Regions from separate parts of the Homo sapiens genome. Here region 1 is linked to region 2. Evidence: chromatin contacts called from ENCODE Hi-C or POLR2A ChIA-PET data. All regions are on one chromosome and are shown on one strand. The core of a region is the stretch at or near the end of the contact, and the rest is flanking DNA. Distances in the headings are between cores, read along the strand shown.

Region 1 (5,235 bases), core at 2,611-5,110, 230 kb after region 2:
CAAAATTCTCTTTCTTCTAGGATCATTGATCAAAATCTATTTTTGATTACTAATAGTTTAGAAAAGTTGCTCTTAGCATTATAATTTTTATGGGCAATGCATATATTAATAAATTCTTAGGATGTTGTCAAATTTGAGGAAACTTCTATCAGGTTTTTCATATATGAACTGTAAGATTTCAGCACATCTCAAGTTTTCTTTATGCAGGGAAAACCCTTAAATACTCTTTGAATGAACAAAACTGAGTAACTAGTCAATGTACTTCTTATAAGTTTTATGTTATTGTTGCTGTCAGCATTTTAAGTCAGACATGTAAATATTTTTCTAATACATTCATGTAATTGACATGTTGGGATGAATAAAATATGTAACTTCACAAAGATCGTTTGTAGTACTGCTACATATGTGTGTCCTATAAACATAATAATTCTGATAAATTTGCTCTTGAGAGATTTCCAAAATATCTCTAAATATATTGAATACTTATTTTTTTTTTTGAGATGGATTCTCACCTTGTTGCCCAGGCTGGAGTGCAGTGGCATAATCTTTGCTCACTGCAACCTCTGCCTCCCAGGTTCAAGTGATTCTCCTGCCTCAGCCTCCCTAGTAAGTGGGATTACAGGCATGCACCACCACACCCGGCTAATTTTTTGTATTTTTAGTAGAGACAGGGTTTCATCGTGTTGGCCAGGCTGGTCTCAAACTCCTGACCTAAGGCAGTCCACCTGCCTCGGCCTCCCAAAGTGCTGGGATTACAGGTATGAGCCACCGTGACCGGCCTATCAAATACATTTTTAAGCATCTTCCTGGAAGCAGAGAACTTGTTTTGATGAGCACTGAATGATTCTGTTAAAATTGTACATGCCTGATGATTGGAAAAATCTTACACACACTAGCTTCTGGCTTTGTATATTTCAAACCGTATTTCTTCTCCATCACCCACAGACTTCCAGTGCTTGGAGCCATTGCTCGAGCACGTGCCCACAGGCAAGCTCCAGCTCCACACCTTTGTTTCATAATGTTGGCAAGTCGGAGCAACGGATGGTAGGAGTGGACCTGGGAGTAATTTCTACACCGAAACAGCTGGCTAAATAGCTCTACCTGGATCTGACTGCAAACAGTAGATGCTCTGACCTGAACCTAAATGGATCCTCCACTGAGCTGTCCTGTACCCCACTCTCCAAAATGCCTGTGGCAACCCAGTGCCACTCCAGAGCAGGCGAGAGTGGAAAGAACAGCCTTCATTAGCTGAAGTTAAAATATTTTATTTTTACACATTTTACAGAAGTAAGGGACTATATGGACATATGACTGGAGCCCTCCTAGGACTCCTAAAAGAGCCTATGCAAGTGAGAGGCCCTGAAGCTTCTGCGTCAGCAATTCACAATCAATTTGCTTTGGTTCCTGACTTTTATTCCATCCCTAACCACAAACTTGATCATGGAGAATGTTCCTGTTTTAAAATCTCACTTCTGGATTATTTGAATATAGAAAGTATGTTATTCTGTATGAATATATTCTAATTTTAAAATCAGAAAAACAGCACAAGCTTTTAAAGTATATTAGAGTTGATTGGGTTAGACTATAAGGCTGATCACCTGTTTCCCCAAAAACTCCATTTTGAAGGAGTTTAACAATAAATTAGATGCTTAAATATAAAGGGCTACTGAGGAAACTGTTAGAAATTGAACTGTTTTCTATGAAATCTGGAGAATATGAGATCCTATTGTGCTGCAAATATCCTCCTCCTACTACCACCTCCACCTTGCCCAGTGGATAACCTGTAACCACTCAAAGAGGCTCATAGAATCAAGCTGTCAACTTAAAACAGGGGTGTTCATCCTACAGATTTTTCAAATGAAAAAAACAGAATGGGTATCTCCATTAAATGAACACATCTATGTATTAACTAAAAGAAAATGACAGTAACAATGATCATTTCAGACAGAAATCTGAGACACTGAGGTACATGTGATACAAGTGAATTCGCTGAAAACAAGCAGCCTCCTGACTTAGAATGATGGGTGGCTCCGTCTGAGATGTGCAAGTGTGGTAAAAATGTGATTCCTCTTTCCACGTAGTTTGCCAGCCTTTTGAGCCCTCATTTCCATACCCTCCCTCCCCGCGCCTTGTCATTGGCCCATCCCTTATTTCATCTCAGCCCTAATCCCTACCCTGGGGAGCATAGTTGGAGATGGGGTGAAGTTCAAAGATGGGATAAATCTGAGTCACAATGTATTCATAATTAAAATAGATACATTTTTAGAGTTTGCTTTTTAGACTATGTCAAACTATTTTCCACCAAAACCAAATGGCCACATCCAAACAGCAAAAGCCCTAGTGAATTAACTGCATTATGAAGCAAAAATCATAGAAGATTATATAAATATTTTTTAAATTCTTCAGGAATAAATTTATCCCTGTATTGCATAATATTTTCTGGGTGGAACACAATAACACATTTCTATAACTCCATCATGTCTCTTATTGTTCCTTAGCAGCTTATTTTATTTGTCTCAACAGCTATTTTCAATAGAACTGCATTTTAAGGAACTTAAAAAGCATACTCTCTCCTTCCATTCTGATGTCAGATTGTACAATAAAGCAGCCCACTGTGACTATCGGGACGTAAATTTTACCTTTTAGGGAAGAGGAGTATTGAAAAATGCCAGGGGAGCATCTCCTGGTGGGAGAAAGCTAAAGAAATCCCTGTTTGTTCCAAGACAGGTGGCTAGGCATTCATATATCATACATACTTTCTTCGGGGACCATTTTGCTGAGTCAGCAGAGTGAAATCTGGTGAAATAGATCCACAAATCTCCCACTGGCATCCATTTCCTTCATCTAACCTTTATTGCAAGTAGATGTCTCCAAGACTAGGCATTCATCCATTCTTTCATCCGTCAAAAAATGATGACTTTCTGTGTGTTAGGAAACGAAGATATTTCAGTGAACGAAGCAGGCATGGCTGTTGCCTTCATGGAACTAACAGTTGAGCAGGAAAGCTGGAAAATAAACAAAATATTCCTCAAATAACTAATTCATCATAGAAGATTTCCCCCAGTTGTCAGGAGTGCTGAGTTTGACCGTGTGAGGTTGGGGGAGAAAGATGGTTGCCAAGCGCTTCAAATTCGTACTCTTTCACTATGAAACCAGAGGCAAAGCTGTTTCTACTCTAGTCCCCAAAATTGTAAGGCAGGAGGGCCCTTGATAACCCGGAAGGCTTGGATCACCATCCGCACCCCTAAGAGACCTGATCATATGCCCACCCGGTAGGTTGGGGGTCAGGAAAATATGTTCCAGAGGAGTAGAGATGAGGAAATTTGCTGATCAGACCAAAACAAACAAACAAAAACTCTACCCCTATATTCACATATGTATAGGCCATAAGTATCTGTGGCTTATTTTAAAATCAAGCAGAAAGCCGGTGCAATGTTTAAGCAAGGAAGTGATTGATCAGATTTATTTAAATCGCCCTGGCTGCATTGTGGACAATGGCATGGATATAAACTAAGATTAGAGGCAATGAGAACAGTTAGAAGATTATTTCAGACCAGCGAAGATGGTACCTTGGTGATGGCTTTGATGATAAAAACAGAGTCAAGAGCTATTTAGTAGATGAAATATCAACAGGTGGTTGACTATGAAAGGATAATGAAAAGGGAGAGATCAAGACAAACGGATTTCCAAGTTGAGCGACATATTCAGCAATTCTTAACCTAGCCGTACCTTAAACTCACGTGGAGATCTTCACAACAGAAATTCTGATTTAATTGGTTCAGCAGGTGGTCCAGGAGCAGGTATGTTTCAAAGCCCTCAGATGTTTCAAATGTGTACTCAGGTTAGAGAGTCCCTCTAAATGAGACAATCGTTCCAAGGTAGATAACACTGGACAGGGAGGAAGTTTCAGAGAAAATGCCATGCATTCCATCCTGTATGGATTTTTTTCAGAGAGGCTTGTAACTCTTCCAAGTGAGATATCAAGTTAAGAGTTGAATTACATATCCGGGTGTTAGAGGAAAGATCTAAATTGAAGACAGGTGAAAGTGATTGACATTCCTATTGTAATAGAAGTCATGGTTGAAGAGGCAATGGCCAAGGAAAAGAGTATAGTGAGAAAATAAAAGGGCCCTGAAAAACCTCTTATTAAAGATAGAGGATAATGAGTCAGCAAAAGAGACTGTGAAGGAATGTTGGTAAGTTAGAAGGAAACCAGGAAAATAGGCGTTGCCAAAGTCAATGCAAGAGAATGTTTCACGAAGAGAGTGCATAAGTGGGCTGAAAGCTGTGTTTAATTTTGACAAGTCCTGGAACTCCATCCTTCTCCCAACTGTCTAACCTCTGGGTTGATTTTAGGCTCTCCCCGTGATAAGGCTCTACTTTGCCAAAATAACCATTAGCAGAGAATTATGATTTAAAAGTCAAATTGTGGGAAACTCCAAAGCCCATTTTTTGAAGATTTGGAAAATAATTACAATCTCATTTCAGATACTAGACACAAAAGATAGCATTCTATGTTCACATGCAGTCACGATTTCTAGCACTTTCTTATATTATGTTCACCTGTTTGTGGGCTTGCAATTGGCAAGGATTGCAACTCTTTCAGTGTTTGCTAGCATTCTCTCTGTTGCCAAGCAGACACAGGGCAGAACGAATACAGAGTGATCTTTCAGGACTTGTCTTCTCTTCGGGCTCTTACTGTAACATATACAGATTTTTGTTACTGTCACAGTATCCATGTCATTTTATTTCTTTCATGTGTGTCCTCTTATGCTTTCCATGAGAGCAGGTAATATTATTAGATGAGCTTTTATCTCTGGGGCCTGTCACAGTGCCTAGCACTGTGAACTGAATACGTGTTTGCTGAATGAATGGAAAGTTGCATAATTTTTCTGTGAACTCATGAACAGCCAATCTGCAAATTCCATCTCTAAGTACTCTTTCATCGTAGACTGTAAAATATTGTTTAAATAAAGGATGTGGTTTACCCATGTTTAAATTTTAGGTCCATTTTCTATGGAGTTAGTAAAATCTCATTCCAATACAAATTGTTTAATCCCTTGGTGCCGGGGGTTTTCTGCCTGTAAAATAAGAATGGCAATGCTGATTTCCCCTGGCACTGCAGTGAAGACTGTAGAACTCAGAACTCTACTTGTCTGTAAGAGGTACTCGGGTTTGACAACCAGTTGATCACCATTTTTTCTTATTCTATCTGAGTATATGTTGGTTCAGGCA
Region 2 (5,946 bases), core at 2,055-4,554:
TAACCATCACAATGAGGAAATTCCCAAAGGAAACTGGGAAAGTAGTGGGGAGGGGTGCACAGAGGTGAGGGGAAGGAGGAAGCCAAGGGAGTGTACAATCACAGACAAATTCGATCATCTTTTGCCCAATCTGCAGGCAAAGTCAATAATTATACATCAGGCCTCAGAGTTGTCCTAACCTAAGGCAAAGGAACTGGAGTTTTCATACCCTCATATCCAGCAGGTATGGGTCAAGAACCACCCCAGGGGACATGCACTCCCTAAGACACTTTGGTTTCTCCATTTGTGTGGGCAAAGGAGACTCAAAAGATAGTTCTCCAAGAAAGAGTGCAGGTGTTGGCTGTAGGAAGTGAAGCCCATGTGTGTGGGAATGGCAGTAAACTGTGGAGGTGGGGTGGAGCAAGCAGTACAGAAATGTTGAGAAATGATCCTGAAGTGATCCCCTGAGGGGGTGGGGTGGGAGTGACAGAATTGGGTCTATCTGGGTTGCAAACTCAGATCTATCTTTTCCTAGAAAAGTGACCTAATTGTTTTCAGCCTCATTTTCCTCCTCTGTAAAATTTAGAAAATAATTGTATATAACTCTTAGGCTTAAGGTAAGCTTTTTTTTTTTTTTTTTTTTTGACAGAGTTTTGTTCTTGTCATCTAGGCTGAAGTGCAATGGCTGTATTTTGGCTCACTGCAATCTCCACCTCCCTGGTTGAAGCTATTCTCCCGCCTCAGCCTCCTGAGTAGCTGGGATTACAGGTGCGAGCCACCATGCCCAGCTGATTTTTATTTTCAGTAGAGATAGGGTTTCACTATGTTGGCCAGGCTGGTCTCGAACTCCTGACCTCGGGTGATCCACCCGCCTCGGCCTCCCAAAGTTCTGGGATTGCAGGCATGAGCCAACATGCCCAGCCGTGGCTTAAAGTAAAAGTTAAAAAGGATAATGTACTTAAAGTATTTAGCATAGTGTAGGGTACCTAGTAAAAAGTCTAAATATTGCAGACATTATTATAACATTATATTTTATTGTGATTACATATCCAATTCCTCCATCAGACTTGAGATTCTCCAGGGAGGAACCTACTCTATTAGTCTTCCAATCGCTGGCACCTAAGCCAATGCCTGACCCAGAGTAGCTGTCTAAACAATATTTCTTGAGTAAATGAATAGTGTTCCACTTTGAACCTAATCTCTCTTAAAATCTCTGATGCTATAATCCACTGAAATGCTCTATTCATGTGGCTATTTTGCCAGTTAGACCATAAGGGTAGGAGGGTTTCTTATTCTTTTTTGATTGCCTTAAATGTAGCACAACCTGGTACATGACAGTTGCTAAATAATTGTTTGTTGAACTGATGTTTGTTGGGTAAAGGTCCACCATGTTCCAAGGGTAAGACCATTATGAAACCTTAAGGGATATTTTCTCTACTTTAGAGTTTGTTTGCAGACAGTGGTCTCAGATCCCTTATGGTTCAGTACAGGAAAACAGAAACCACTGTAGGTTTTTCATGCAGGATGTGATTTAATAGAGGGAATTAGGTGCTATGGTAGGCAGAATTTATCAAATGGTTCCCCAAAAATCTTATACTGTAATTCTATAAGCTGTAAGTATGCTAATATAACACTCCTGTGATATATTATATGACTCAGTTTAAGAAAAGGAGATTATCTAAGGGGCCTGATCTAATCACATGAGCCCTTAAAAGCAGGCAGCTTTCTCCTCGTAAAGGAAAAGCAAATCAGAGTTAAAGTGTGGGGATGGATTTGACACAAGGATTCTGCTGCTGGCTGTGATGTTGTGAGAAGGACTCCACGTGGAGGATGCAGGAGGCCTTGTGGGAAGGAACGTAGGTGGCTTTAAGGAGTTGAGAGAGGCCCCTGGTTGATGTTAGCAAGGAAAGGGGAATGTCAGTCCTAAAAGCAGGAGGAAGTAAATTCTTCCAACCACATGAATGAACTTGGATGTAGATTCTTTCCAGCGCCTCCAGATAAGAGCTCAATCTGACTGACCCCTTGATTTCAGCCCTGTGAGAACCCAGAGTAGAGAACCAAGTTGAGCTCACCTGCTCTACGGAAGTGTGTGATAAGTGTTGTTTTAAGGTGCTAAGTTTGTGATAATTTGCTATATAAATTTTTTTAGTAAAATGAAATTGCTGCAACTTCCATTGCCTTCCATTGCCTGAAACAAATAGGAATAGAAAGCAAATATGAGTGCTTACTACATTGCAGAAAAGACTAGAACCAAGAAAGTACTATGCTGTGGAAAAGACTAGAACCAAGAAAGTAAGGTGGATTACTCTTAGCTTTCAGGTTATGTCACACAGGTTGCCACCTGAGGTCAGGAAATAATAACTGGCCCACAGCCTTGAAGCTGGTGCCTAGAGGTGACCAGCCAGCTACTATGTTGGTCACATCTGTGGGAGCTCATACTCAAGTCACCACCACCACCATTGACAGAGGAAGAGGCATCTCTTGCTCTCTTTCCCCTTACAGATATCTCACAAATGAATTTCATTGTCAAATGTAAGTCAAATTCAGAACCTTGGTGGAAAGCAAATCTGGGATATGTAGTTCCCAGGCTTCTGGTGCCTGAGATAAAGGGGAACATATATAAAGGTGGGGGGGGATAATGCTGATTGACCATGAATTTTACCCAATATGGCTCTTCAGACTTTCAAGATCCCTTTAAGTCAGCATTCTCATAGGAGTTATTATTTTCATTTTACAGACCAGAAGACTGAGCTTCAATTGGGTTAAGTATCTTGCCAAAGTTTCATAAATGGTATGTAGCAAAACCGAGAGTAGAACTAAATCTCTTTCTCCCCAAGCCTACATTTTTCAGGCTCTGCAGCTGGCGATGGCCTGCAGATGGAATTTATATTATTGGCTGACAATTGGGCCATGTAGACTCAACTGAGAAGGCAATGGAAGTTGCAGCAATTTCATTTTATTAAAAAAAAAGTTCTCCTGGTAAAGGGCTGCTATTAGACTCTTGGAATCCTGTCCAGCTTCATCTTCTCCTCCCTTCTGTCATCCAAGCTTCCTCCTTGGCCCACATTCCCTAACTTTGCACACAAACCTTGCAATGTATGCTCTGATTTCTGGGTTAAATTTGGTGAAGGGCATCCCCTGCTGTCCTTTTACCTGGTGAATACATGGAATTGGCCCTTCTCCTCTGCGTTTAGGGTCTCACTGCCCTCCCTCATTAGTTGGGATCTGGCGCTGGGCTATGAGCAGCATCAGTAGTATCCTCTACTAAAGGGAATCATGTAGCATTTCCCCCAGACAGCTCTATCTTCCCTGCATACCAATCCAATTACAAACAAATTGGGCCACAGGCTCAAGCATGAGAGCAATTTGGCCTTCTCTCCTCTACTGCTGACAGCTTTAAATCTGCTCCCTTTAAAAACTCAACTCCAGGAGGGGATTTTAGCACCCAAGCTTAAGAGCAGTGGGTGCAATTATCCCAAATATCAGGGTGCCGAGAGACTTAGAGGAAGAGCTCCAGATAATATTTTTCAGGGAAAAAAAAATTAAAGAGACAGGTTCTTTGGGATTTCCCCATGGCTGCAGGTTAGAGTCTTGGAGGCTGGTCTTTGCAGGTCTGTTATTAACTTGGCCTGACTTGATCGGCTCTCTCTGGATTCCCTTTTCCTCTCTGGCTGGTTGCCTTTTCTCTCCTGGACTCTGCCTTAGTGGTGAGGAATTCATTCCTAGGTTTCTGGAGGGAGAGAAAGAATGTTTCAGCTGTCTTTACTATGCCTTAAAAGACATAGTTTTTTTTTTTTGAAACATATGCTCATAGTTTGATAGAGCTGAACTCACATAAAAGCAGAGCATCTTCATATGGGGTGACAAGTGGACAGCCCACCTCTTCAGAAAGCCCAGGATCAGCCAGGCTTTCTCCCCATGATGAATCCCATGGGCAAGCTGCTGGGGGAGTTGTGTGAATTTGCTCCTTCTGCCTTTTAAAATGTCCATTTAAATGTACTTTAAATTGAAAATCCAACGTAACTAGAAAGAAAAACAGATATGAAGTAAGATTGTACATGTAGGGTTTTTTTTAATCAAAATTTTCCAAGTTCAGGTTTTCTTGAACTGTAATTATTGTGGGTTACATCTTGGCATTGATGCTTAACGTGCTACCTCCCTTTCCTTTGCCTTTTTGAGGGAAAGATCATTTGCCATTTTCTATCATCACACCAGCCACACTTTCCACATGAGGACCCACTGGGGTTTCTAGGGAAATTCACTTGAGTGAGGTGCCCAGCTGGCTGTGAGGCTGGGGCATTTCCCTTTTCATCCCCCATCAGGGGGGCCTCTCCTACACAAAGTTTGCCTCTCCCACACCACTCTTCTTTTCCCAGAGGTGTCTCCAGTGATTTCTAGGATGATCTAGAAGAACTTACTGAGATCTTTAAATAGTGAAGTGAAGTGGGTAGGTGCATTCTCTGCTCTCATGGAGTCTAGGGCCCCAGAGGGAAGCAGATAGGTATGGCTATTGCAGGAAGTAAAAGCAGTGCTGGGATGGGAAGAAAGGTGCCAGGAGAGCATGACAACAGGGTACGTAACCCCAGCTTAGCAGGAAGACTTCCTAGAAGAAAAGGCCATCAAGCATAAATATGTTAATAACATTGCCACAGTCTCTGTGACGGGTGTCAGAAACTGACTCAAGTAGAGAATAAAAGTGAGTGTCGCTAAGGGGAAATCCATCAAGGGAGAGCCTTCATGGGATCCACTTGGATGGACTGCAACAGTACCATGGCCATGCCAATGGACTGTGCAGCTGCACTTTGATGGCCTTTGACTCTCCATCACTAAGTCAGTCAAAGGGCCAGAGCTCCTCCTCCTTTATTTCCTGTCTCTCTTAAGCAACAGCTGTGTAACTCAGTGCCTCTTGATGGGGAAATGTTGAATAGGAGAGAGGAATCCCTAGAGGTCTGTGTGGTGAGGGGAGTGGGAGATGAGGCTGGATTTTCCTTCGGCTCAGTTATGGCACCTGCCTCACTTCATCTGAGCTTTCAGCCCTCAGGTCATGATAGAAAAGAAGATGCTGGGATCATCCTGTCAAACTGTCAAATTTGGGGGTGAATGAAATATTCACTAGGGAGCTCCAAGAAGCCAGAAAACTCGTATTTACTTTCAACTGGGGAGAATTTGAACCTATGTCTCCAGATTTGTAAGTCCAGGATATTAATTCATTGTGACATCTGGTCCTTCTCTTTGATATTTTAAAAATAGGCTAGAAATAGAATTGTGAATCCATGCTCCAAAGATTCTGGGAAAGAATGCAACTCTGAATGTATCTTGTTTATCCAGCAGGTCTGGTCATTTGTGTAACACGATATTTCATCCATTAGATGCTGTAAGCCAAATTCTAGTGCAGGGTTTCCATTTTGTTTAAATTGTCTATGAAAGAAAAGAATGTGGGAATGTCTGTCTTGCCATTTTCAAGGACTGTGGTGGCACCAGTAGCTGGCTTCTGGCTTCTAGTTTTTGCTACAGCCACTGGAAAATTTAGGACTCTCTCACAATCCTAAAGGCTGGGAACTAGAAAGAAAATTCAGCAGTATGTAACAAGAGCCATAATGATGTGCTCTTTGTTCCAATCAATCCACTCCTGTGAATGTCAAAGAAATGTCACTCGACAGACCCACAAATCTACATTCTCAAAGATGTTCCTCTAGAATTATTTTGTAAAAGGGAAAAAAAATGTAAAAACCACCAACATGTTCAACATTATGGACTGTTTTAAAAATGAGGGCACATTAACTTGAAGAAATATTATGCAGTCCTAAGATAATTATGAAAGCTATGCACATTCACAAATGTCTCTTGGATGGCTGCCATATGCCAGTGCTATTATATAGTATAGAAATATGCAGATTGCAAATCTACGTACTCTATGATATTAGCTACGTAAAAGATGTGTGCTGAGGGGAGAAAATCTGCAGAAAT

What was found. A loop is a pair of places that touch in the nucleus more often than their neighbours do. ChIA-PET counts read pairs that join two places held with the same protein, here RNA polymerase II (POLR2A). Pooled maps may share reads with other maps.
Region 1: a map of Caco-2 shows a loop between it and region 2 (2.4-fold over the local background). The contact joins the promoter of LINC02331 here to the enhancer-like site in region 2. A Hi-C loop is called at or near these places in 2 of 168 maps with a recorded cell type or tissue (Caco-2 and HepG2) and 3 of 50 pooled maps. POLR2A ChIA-PET finds 5 or more read pairs at or near these places in 1 of 52 experiments (HepG2).

The regions. Positions count from the first base shown.
Region 1 is chr14:53,846,966-53,852,200 of GRCh38, forward strand. It overlaps LINC02331 (long intergenic non-protein coding RNA 2331), which reads right to left and starts at 3,861. Exons shown (of 6, transcript NR_184221.1): 1 at 3,730-3,861; 2 at 2,850-3,005. RefSeq lists an enhancer at 3,120-4,319.
Region 2 is chr14:53,616,852-53,622,797 of GRCh38, forward strand. The region is part of intron 2 of LOC105370504 (a long non-coding RNA gene); the gene reads left to right. Among named protein-coding and RNA genes, the nearest start is that of LINC02331, 230 kb to the right of the region's middle. RefSeq lists a silencer at 4,773-4,842. Within about 2 kb of position 3,305, at least 2 of the 41 ENCODE cell types and tissues checked have a DNase peak (open chromatin) inside an H3K27ac peak, as active enhancers do.